Regions from separate parts of the Homo sapiens genome. Here region 1 is linked to region 2. The links are chromatin contacts, found by Hi-C or POLR2A ChIA-PET in ENCODE. All regions are on one chromosome and are shown on one strand. The core of a region is the stretch at or near the end of the contact, and the rest is flanking DNA. Distances in the headings are between cores, read along the strand shown.

What was found. A loop is a pair of places that touch in the nucleus more often than their neighbours do. ChIA-PET counts read pairs that join two places held with the same protein, here RNA polymerase II (POLR2A).
Region 1: a loop to region 2 is called in a map of PC-9, with 2.2 times the contacts of the local background. The contact joins two enhancer-like sites. A Hi-C loop is called at or near these places in 1 of 168 maps with a recorded cell type or tissue (PC-9). POLR2A ChIA-PET finds 5 or more read pairs at or near these places in 2 of 52 experiments (BJ and T-cell).

Annotation. Positions count from the first base shown.
Region 1 is chr14:103,651,312-103,656,593 of GRCh38, forward strand. KLC1 (kinesin light chain 1) reads left to right here. Exons shown (of 17, transcript NM_001394837.1): 2 at 3,253-3,514. The coding sequence starts at 3,254. Among named protein-coding and RNA genes, the nearest start is that of KLC1, 25 kb to the left of the region's middle. Within about 2 kb of position 2,136, at least 3 of the 41 ENCODE cell types and tissues checked have a DNase peak (open chromatin) inside an H3K27ac peak, as active enhancers do.
Region 2 is chr14:103,497,392-103,502,536 of GRCh38, forward strand. MARK3 (microtubule affinity regulating kinase 3) reads left to right here. Exons shown (of 18, transcript NM_001128918.3): 16 at 1,111-1,137; 17 at 2,765-2,809. Among named protein-coding and RNA genes, the nearest start is that of CKB, 23 kb to the right of the region's middle. Within about 2 kb of position 2,965, at least 9 of the 41 ENCODE cell types and tissues checked have a DNase peak (open chromatin) inside an H3K27ac peak, as active enhancers do.

The DNA of each region.
Region 1 (5,282 bases), core at 886-3,385, 150 kb after region 2:
ATTACTTTTATTCATAGAATGATCTTTAGTTTGACCTACGTGCATATAGACTTTTGCCTGTATTTCCTTCTAGTTTCTTGGTTTTTTTTTAATTTAGTTATTAATCTGGAATTCATGTTAGTATATAGTGAGTGTAGGAGTTTAACTTTATTTTATTTTTCCTAAATAGCCAGTTGCCTTGGCACCGTTTATTATATAAGCTGTCTTTGGTTATAATGGCTTAGCCTAGAAATGGTGAGAGGTATCGAGTCTAAATATACATGCCGCTGTCTGTTTCCCTCTGAAGAAGTGGCACGTGTACTTAACATCTATACCATGGTCACCTGGGGGGCAGGTTTCTTGTGCTCTCACTCCGTGCTGCTCCTCTAGCCTTGGTACTGGGTCTGGCTTTGCAGTGATGAGCAGCTGCTCACCAGCAGTGGGTGCCGTCACACCTCTGCCTCAGCTCCCCTTTGCTGCCGGGCTGGCAGTGCCCTTAGCAATCTTAGTAGCCCTTACTAGCCTTGAGAGGTGCTACTTGATAACACTGGCTTCCCTTGGGAGTGGTTTCTTCTGTCTGGCCTTCGTCTCTCAGTTGGCCATTGCCCCCCACCACCGTGTTCCGCCACACAGCCACTGTCCCTGAGCCTTCAGGTCTTTGTGCACCTGCTTGTGTAGCTTGTCTTCTGCTAGCTTGCATGTCCCCAAGGGCGAGGCCCTTATTAATCTGTACATTCCAGGGCTTAGCTCAGAGTAAGTTTTAGTAAAACACTTGCATCTGCTAGTTTGGGAAACATAAAAGAATATATGTTGCATCATTTGGATATAATACATAAATACTTTGCTGTCAGGGTGGAAAAACAGGCCTTAAGTTTTATTTTCCTCCTCCTGAAGACCCTTCCCTTCAGTCATAGGAACCTCAAAGATGTTCAGATCAACACTTTAACCTAGTACATTTTAATCTTGTTTGTTGAAAACTGGTCCTTAAGTGTTTTCTTTCACTCATTTTACAAATGTGTATTGAGTGCCAGGCCGGGGATATATCATGGAACAGTATGGATGAGGTCCCTAGTGGAGCAGCAGTATCACTCAGCAATATATTCCCAGCCTGGCACACCATGGATTTGCTACAGTGAAGCTGGAGAGCCCTGTGTTAAATAAATACTAACAGTTAACATACTGTCAGGTAGAGGAGTGGCCTTTGTTCTTTTTTTTTTTTGAGACAGAATCTTCCTCTGTTGCCCAGGCTGGAGTGCAGTGGCGCGATCTCGGCTCACTGCAACTCCTGCCTCCTGGCTTCAAGCGATTCTCCTGCCTCAGCCTCCTGAGTAGCTGGGAGTACAGGCGAGCGCCATCAGGCTCGGCTGATTTTTGTATTTTTAGTAGAGACGGGGGTTTCACCATATTGGCCAGGCTGGTCTCGAACTCTTGACCTCGTGATCTGCCCGCCTTCGCCTCCCAAAGTGCTGGGATTACAGGCATGAGCCACCGTGCCCGGTCGGCGTTTGTTGTTTTGTTGTTTTCTGGCCTCTTTGTTAGTGGAGTGGAGGTGGATTTCTGAATAGTCTTACAGACAACTTCCAAATTTTAAAAGGAATTCAGTCTTCATATGTATGGAAAAAGAAAATCATTTTTCCAGTGTGTGATGCAGAGACTAACGTGACCCTATTCTCAAGCACTCATAGCTTCACCCCAAAATCCTGGAATATATAGTCTGTATCTGCTGATTCAGCTTTTCTTCCCTTCATGCAGCGTCTGTCAGTCCATCCATTCACTACATGGACTTTCTGGGCCAGGAGCTGCCTCTAGAAGCTGTGGAGTCCTACAAGATCAAGTCCCTGCCTTTTTTCTTTTTTTGGGAATTTTTTAAAGAGACAGGGTCTTGCTCCGTCACCCAGGCTAGAGTGCAGAGGTACCATCATAGCTGACTGTCACCTCAAATTCCTGGACTCAAGCGATCCTTGTGCCTCACTGAGCCTCCTGGGTAGCAAGGAATACCTGCACATACCACCCAGCTAATTTTACTTCATTTATTTTTATTTATTTATTTAGGCAGAGTCTCGCTCTGTCACCCAGGCTGGAGTGCAGTAGTGAGATCTTGGCTCACTGCAACCTCTGCCTCCCGGGCTCAAGTGATTCTCGTGCCTCAGCCCCCTGAGTAGCTGGGACCACAGGCGTGTGCCAGCACACTCACCTAATTTTTGTATTTTTAGTTGAGACAGGGTTTCGCCGTGTTGGCCGGCTGGTTTTGAACTCCTGCCATCAAGTGATCCGCCTGCCTTGGCCTCCCAAAGTGCTGGAATTATAGGAATGAGCCACCATGCCTGGCTGTCCTGCCTTTTTAAATAAGAGCTTATATTCAAGGTGACATTAGACACTTAATGAATCGTGAGATTTTAGACAGTGGCAGTGCTGTGAAGGAAATAACTCTGACGTGTAATCTTGCCTCCATCCCTGTCACTGTGCCGAAAAAGATCACTGCTCACTATCTTTCTGTTTTTTAAACTTAACTATGGGTTTTTAAGACTTAGAAAAAAGGAGAGAGGCTAGCAGAGGGAACCATTGCTCAGTGACAGCGGCTGTCAGGCACAACAGCACAAATGATGCTGTTTTTATATTCCCCTTTCCTCCCCCTTTTCTTTCTCACTTTGGTGTTTGAAAGCCCCTTCCAGACATTGCATCACATCACCCTGGGCCTGGCCCTGGTGGTGCTTCGCTGTGCCATCCTCATCTGTGAGCCTGCCCGGTGACCGTGCTGCACCTGTCCTTGATGCCCTGTGTCTTCCAGGTCTGCTCCTCCCCTGCTGCTCTTCCTGTTCCATGTTCTTTGGCTGGTTTTTCTTTCTTCTTCCAGCTGTGTGACTCCTTTTCAAGCCTTTGTCCAGTTAAACATTTTACCAAGAATGTAGTGTTCTTCCTGCATTTCATTAGGAAGAGAAAAAGGCTTGCAAACATTCTGAGAAAAAATGTTGTTCACCGAGGCTATGTGTTTTGGAAATGCCATTTAGATGTTTTGCTGCTTTTAATCTTTGGCATTAATTTCAGTTGCTGTCATAAAAAAGAATTAAGACATAAACCAGAAAAGTAATTAAATGTGTCTGCAAAGGAAAAACAGAAACTGCAGAATATGGTATTTCAAGGTCATAAATTACAAATGTGCATATTTATTATTCCCCTATAAAATGTTAATTAAAAAATTTTCATATTTACTTGATGTAACAGAAATGAAACCTGTAATGAGGGATCTAATTTCTTTTTCTTTTTTCATTCCAGAATGTATGACAACATGTCCACAATGGTGTACATAAAGGAAGACAAGTTGGAGAAGCTTACACAGGATGAAATTATTTCTAAGACAAAGCAAGTAATTCAGGGGCTGGAAGCTTTGAAGAATGAGCACAATTCCATTTTACAAAGTTTGCTGGAGACACTGAAGTGTTTGAAGAAAGATGATGAAAGTAATTTGGTGGAGGAGAAATCAAACATGATCCGGAAGTCACTGGAGATGTTGGAGCTCGGCCTGAGTGAGGCACAGGTACGAGTGAGAATGACTCAGACGTTATCAGGAACTTTTGATGGTAAAATGGAGACTTGTTTGAAATAAGCAGTTTCACTAAAGAAGAGGAAAGATGATTATAGAATAACAGATCCAGGCCGAGTGCGGTGTGGCTCAGGCCTGTAATCCAAGCACTTTGGGAGGCTGAGGCAGGTGGATCACTTGAGGTCAGGAGTTTGAGACCAGCCTGGCCAACATAGCGAAACCCTGACTCTACTAAAAATACAAAAATTAGCCGGGCCTGGTGGCTGGCGTGTGTAATCCAGCTACTAGGCAGGCTTGAGGCAGGAGAATCACTTGAACCTGGGAGGCAGAGGTTGCAGGGAGCCAAAATTGCATCACTGCACTCCAGCCTGGGTGACAGAGCGAGACTTTTTCTCAAAGAAAAAACAAAACAAAACAGATCATGTGTTCTGTATGTTAATAAATTACTATTGATTTGGGCCTATCAGAATTGTATTGATTGATTGATTGAGATGGAGTTTTGCTCTTGCTGCCCAGGCTGGAGTGCAGTGATGCAGTCTCGGCTCACTGCATCCTCTGCCTCCTGGGCTCAAATGATTCTCCTGCCTCAGCCTCCCAAGTAGCTGGGATTACAGGCATGGGCCACCACACCTGGCTAATTTTGTATTTTTAGTAGAGACAGGGTTTCTCCATGTTGGTTAGGCTGGTCTTGAACTCCCAACCTCACGTGATCCACCTGCCTCAGCAAAGTGTTGGGATTACAGGCGCGAGCCACCATGCCCGGCCTCTGAATTTTATTTTTATTTTTATTTTTTTGAGACAGTGTTTGCTCTCGCCGCCCAGGCTGGAGTGCAATGGCTCAATCTCAGATCACTGCAACCTCTGTCCCCCGGGTTCAAGTGATTCTCCTGCCTCAGCCTCCCAAGTAGCTGGGATTACAGGCACATACCACCATTCCTGGCTAATTTTTTGTATTTTTAGTAGAAACTAAAATGTTGGCCAGGCTGGTCTTGAACTCCTGACCTCAGGGCCTCTCTGAATTTTGAAAAGCGGATCCAAAATAGTGGATACTGCTGTGTATCATTTAGGATTTGATTTGGCTGCCAGTATCAAAAAAACAAAAACAGTGGCTTAAACCACAAGATGTTTGTCAAATAAGTACTGAGGTACACTCTCCTGGACGGGTTCTGTAGCTACACAGTCATCGGGGATACTCAGGTTCCTAACATCTGCCACACTGCACCTTGGCAGCCTGTCTTGGGGACTGAGAGTGAGCTCCATGTGGCCCTGTTCTAGCATAGGGGAAGGGAAAGGAAGGACGTGCCTCCTTCCTTGAAGGCTGCTGCTTTGATGATGTGTACAGCAGTGCTTACATTGCATTGGCCAGACCTTATGGCTGTACCTGGGTGAGTGGGAGACTGGGGAATGTTGTCTTCCCACTTACAGTGGCAGGTCCTTAAGCCTAAGGAAGGAGAATGGACACTGGCCAGTGGGTGATGGTCTCTGCAATCCCAGGGCCAGATTGCTTCATATCTTTGACTAACCTTTGTTTCTATAATATCATGCTTGACATAGAGATGAAAACACTGGAAACATCTAGGTTTTTAAATACTCTCTCCTGATAACTTCTGGCTCTGTCAGCATATCTTAGGTAAAATTAAATATACCAAAGCTTTGCTTCTTTCTTAGCATTCTCTAGTTTAGTGAGTGAATAGAGCAGAAGAGGGGCTGCTGGCCAGCGGTTTCTGCTTTCATAGAGGAAGTGACTGCCCACACCCTGATT
Region 2 (5,145 bases), core at 1,715-4,214:
ATAGAAATTAACAAACTCAGCCTATTTTTGCCCAGGGAAGCTGATCGCATTGATCATAAAAACCTCATTCGTAGTTTGAAAAATATTTTGTCAGATTATTTTCAGCACAACCTGCACATCTCCTTAAATTTTTTTAATGACCAGAGTTACCCCTTTTAAATAGAATTCTTCGTGTTTACTACATAAAAGTAAAATTCATACTGTTGTCTTGACACTTAGTTTTTATTCATTTTGAGATCTAAGACTGAAAAGTCTACTTGTTTAAATCCCCAATCACCTATTTTTTTCTTAAAAAGTGATTTATGTCATACCACTGTAGCAAATAATATGTTAATGTTTGTTTCATTTTCCTGAAAGAAGTAATGATTTTTACTTAGTGGTTAAATATTTTATAATGAAATTTTTAATGTTTATGTAATAAGGCAAGATTTTTGTTCATAAGGTATTCTGAAGAAAATTGAAAAATGTTTTATTACTAGTACATTGCAAATGTCTTGTCACTTCTTTAACATAAGACATAAATTTTATCTTAGAAAGTGTATCTGGCCATTGCAGTGGCTCATGCCTGTAATCCCAACACTCTGGGAGGCCGAGGTGGGCTGATCACTTGAGGCCAGGAGTTCGAGACTAGACTGGCCAACATGGCAAAACCCTATCTCTACTGAAAATATAGAAATTAACTGGGCATGGTGGCGCGCGCCTGTGATTCCAGCTACTCAGGAGACTGAGGCACAAGAATTGCTTCAACCCGGGAGGCATAGGTTGCATTGAGCTGAGATTGCACCACTGCACTGTGACAGAGTGAGACTCTGTCTTTAAAAAAAAAAAAAAAGTGTGTCCATCTGAAGAACTTTTAATTACAGCTAATGTCAATATGTACTGCTAAACCTTTTCTTACTTTTTTTTGATATATTAAAAGATCACATACTCATTTAATTACCTGTAATAATTTTACTTTTTCAACAAATGTCAGCATTTCTTTGTTCATTGGCCAGAGAAGGAACCCTGCTTTGTTTTTTTTCTTTCTCTCTGTAATTGATTAGATTTTCTGTTTAATTTGTGCGAGTTATTTTTGTTAATTTTTTTTTTTTTTTACTTAATTTCTTTTAGAAACATGTCATTCAGGTTTATCAAAAGGTAGGATTTATATATACACATTTATTTTTCAATCCTCACTCCCAAATGGCTCCTGCAATTAACATTAGGTTTGGCTTTCTGGCCCTGTTTTTTCCTTATAAACTAAACTTTCTGCTGATAACTAAATACTTAATTCCTTGAAAGGAAATTGAAAAGAAATAGATTAACTCTGTCAGGCATTTTAAAGGGACTATGGTACCCATGCAACAAAAGGCTGATGCATGCTCTGTGTATTTTCTTTCTTTGGTAGAATTATTTAGCATCCAAATAATTCTGTCTTCATACTAATAACACTTAGCATGCTCCTGTTTGAAGAATGAGATGCTCAGTAATGTTAATGTACAATTAATGATTATCCACAGGCATGCAAAAGGTAAGTATTAGTTGTGTTATTTTTATTTCACTGAGGATGGAATTAGCAAAAGGCTTTAAAATGACAGGAAAATTAGCTAATACAGAAAACAAGCATAAAATTCAAAGCTACAGCCTCATTTGATTTGGCTTTTTCAGAAATTAAAATGTGAACAGCTGCGTAGCAGAAATGTTTTAATATTTTCAGAGTTGAAAGCCACTTTCCAGCAACCACTGAAGAAAGAGTATCTCATTATTTTTACTTAAAGCACTACAGAAAGTGGTGTTCTGATTTTATTAATATTTTTTAGGCCAGGCATGGTGGCTTATGCCTGTAATCCCAGCACTTTGGGCGGATCACTTGAGCCCAGGAGTTCAAGACCATCCTGGACAACATGGCAAAACCCCGCCTCTACAAATAATATAAAAATTAGCCGGGCATGGTGGCACGCATCTGTGGTCCCAGCTACTCAGGAGGCTGAGGCAGGAGGATCACCTGAGCCCTGGGAGGTCAAGGTTGCAGTGAGCCATGATCATGCCACTGTGCTCCAGCCTAGGGGAGTGAGACCCTGCCTCAAAAAAGAAAAACATATTTTTTGATGGTGATAATCAAGAAACCAAAAATATTGCTTTCTTAATGCACACATGAGGCAGGAAATCTTTCCTGAAGGGCTACATTGTACCTGTGCCTCTCAAGTCACCAGAAGGCCAAGCTGCAGGTCAAAACTGCGGGAAAAGCACTTTCTTCCTGTTGGCAGTTCCATTCTATTATTATTTTTTAATTGATCTTCCCACTTGTCTGATTTTTCCTTGGACAGAACAGGTAATAACTGAATATAGAATCCAGCTGATAGCCTCATTGGCTTTTAATTGGAAACCCATTATACTGTGTGGCACAATTAGAAAGTGAGAATAACCCCATTCTGAGGCCGAGTGTGCTCAGGCTGAAGAGCCAGCAGGAGTGCCCGCTGTGCGTGCGTGGTGTGCGGTGTGTGCAGTGTGCAGCGTGCAGCGGTATGGCATGCAATGTGTGTGATGTATGCAGTGTGCAGCATGGAGCTGGCCCCTGTGCACACCCCTGCAGCCTTGTGGAAGAAGGTAGCGCTGGCTCAGTCAAATGAGAGGAAGAGTTTTCATAAGCCCGGCTGGTGTTTAAAACGTGTTTTGGCTTTGTTCATTTTATGGTGTTGGTGTTGGTATTGGTGGTCATGTACTGGCATGTAAGATTTCTTTTCTCTTTCCCTCTTCTCTCTGCTTCTACATTCTGTTCATTGAGGCTTCCAACTGAATATGAGAGGAACGGGAGATATGAGGGCTCAAGGTGAGGGAAATGATTTTTACTTAAAATTTTTTTCAGGTGTTTACTTCATTTCTGTGGCAGAGGCGACTATTTTCTGAATGTTCCCTACTGTATTCCTGCTGTCTCTGTAGGAGTTACGTAGAGAGGGTGGCCACAAGGGGGCGCCAGCCTGCCATGAGCACCGTCCAGATCCAGCTTGGCCTCCGCTCTACATTTGTGTTTGTGTTCAAAGCACGGCGAGGCCTTCAGCCTTCCTGCCTGGGCGTTAACAGCCTTTGGAGGTCTGGGTTGGGTAGCAGTGCTCAGAGAAATAAGCCCTCAGTTCATCACTGACCCCTCACATGGTTCTCTTCACAAGGAATAAAAGCAAAGTACTTAATAGAATGTCCATATTTCAAACTAGATATGTTTTCTTCTAAGAATGGTGATTATATAGTTGAGTGTTTTGCTTTTCTTTTTTTTTTTTCTGAGACACGGTGTCGCTCTGTCACCCAGTCTGGAGTGTAGTGGCGTGATCAGGGCTTACTCGAGTTCCCAGGCTTATGCGATCCTCCCACCTCAGCCTCCTGAGTATCTGGAACCACAGGCACTGCCACCATGCTGGCTAATTTTTGTATTTTCTGTAGAGATGGGGGTCTCGCCATGTTGGCCGGGCTGGTCTCAAACTCCTAGGCTCAAGTGAACCTCCCACCTCAACCTCCCAAAGTGCTGGGATGACAGACATGAGCCCCCGCACCCAGCCTTGCTTTTCCATTTTGTATAGTTATCATTGCATGGATTTGAGGGGAGGCAATCACCAGGTAGCCTTAGGACTCTATGTCCCTTGTTCTAGGTCTCTTCCACTTGTGCCCTTTTTTTATGCCAGTCACCAGCAGGCTATTTCAGGTCCTCATTCACCGTTTGTCCTTTTGGTCTTTCTAAAAGCCCGCTTCTGGTCATATGACCTTTCTGAATTAAAACCTTCAGTGACCTCCACTATTTCACCTGGCCACGTCCCTGCGAGGCCCTGAGTGGCGTGGTCCAGGCTGCCCCAGCAGCCCCAGCTCTGCTGCCCCATCAAGGCAGAGCACTAGGGTGAGTGCCAGGCAGCATTCCCTCTCCAGGCCTACCCATCCCAGCCAGGAGCAGGCTCTAGATCCTGGTTTGTTTCCCCACCCATAATAGGAAGGTGACATAATAGGACCTACGTGGGCATCAAGTAAGTTGGGGCCTGACCACCACAAGTGCTCATTAAGTGCCACCAGCTGTTGTGGGGGTGATGACACTGTGCCTCCAGTTCCACTCAGTCTGTGTACTTTATTATGCCACAGACACATCCTGTACTTTCCTACCTCCCCTTTGGCTGTGATCCCCTCTACTCAAAACAAACACTCTTCCCTATCTTCATTGCATTTTGTTGAAATCCCATGGCTCTTCATAGCTCTCCTCAGATGCAGGCCCACCCCCACCCGTGCTGTTTCCTCCTTGTCTCATCCTGCCTGTCACGTTCTCCTGCTCGGCGGGCTCCACCTCTTCTGCTGCCCTCTAGGAGATGGCCAGCCTTTCCTGTGCTGCCACTGTTGTCTCACCTTACAGTCTTCCTGGCTCCAGATGAGTTTGAGAGCTTTTGCTTATCTTTGTAACCCATTTAGTATCTAACGTGGCATTTTATACATAGGAAGCTTCTCTCATCAGTATTGGTGGATGTGAACCAAATTGAATACTGGCAGGTTGGTGACACGGAGAGCTATGTGCATATGCAAAAGCTGTAGCCCCTCACCTCTGGTTAGTTGGCCATAGGATGGAGTGTACTTAAGGTACATAGACTATTTTACTCCCAAGAATGCTAGGCACTCACTGTCTTAATTGAGGCCACCAGATACACACATGAGAATATAAATAACGGCTTGTGGCAATAATGACTAAATGCCAAGGAGTGGCTGGTAAACCGCGGTGTTCCCTAGAGACCCCGGCCTGGGCTCTACTTAGGCTGCCTCTTGGACATCAGACCAAGGCTTACATTCTGAATCCACAGGGCATCCACATGGGTGGTGTCAGTCCCCCACAGACAGAGAAGTGTCCCGTTGCATTTTTCCATCTATTCCAGTAGTAAGATTGTGTCATTTGAGATTTTCTTTAACTGTATAATTGGACGTTTAATTAACAAACCAGAGAGGAGGAAAAACAATGAGGTGGGTAGAGCATCATGTTCAGCCTCAGGGCTGTACAGCAAAGCAATTTTAGACTGCGGATGTTGAGTCTCCAGTTACCCTGAGTGCCAGTTACAGTGATTCACATCTGAAAGAACAGTACTGCAGGAGAGGGACAGCCCAGGGTGGATGGGTGGGGTGGGCAGGAGCTGGCTGGCAACTCCTTCC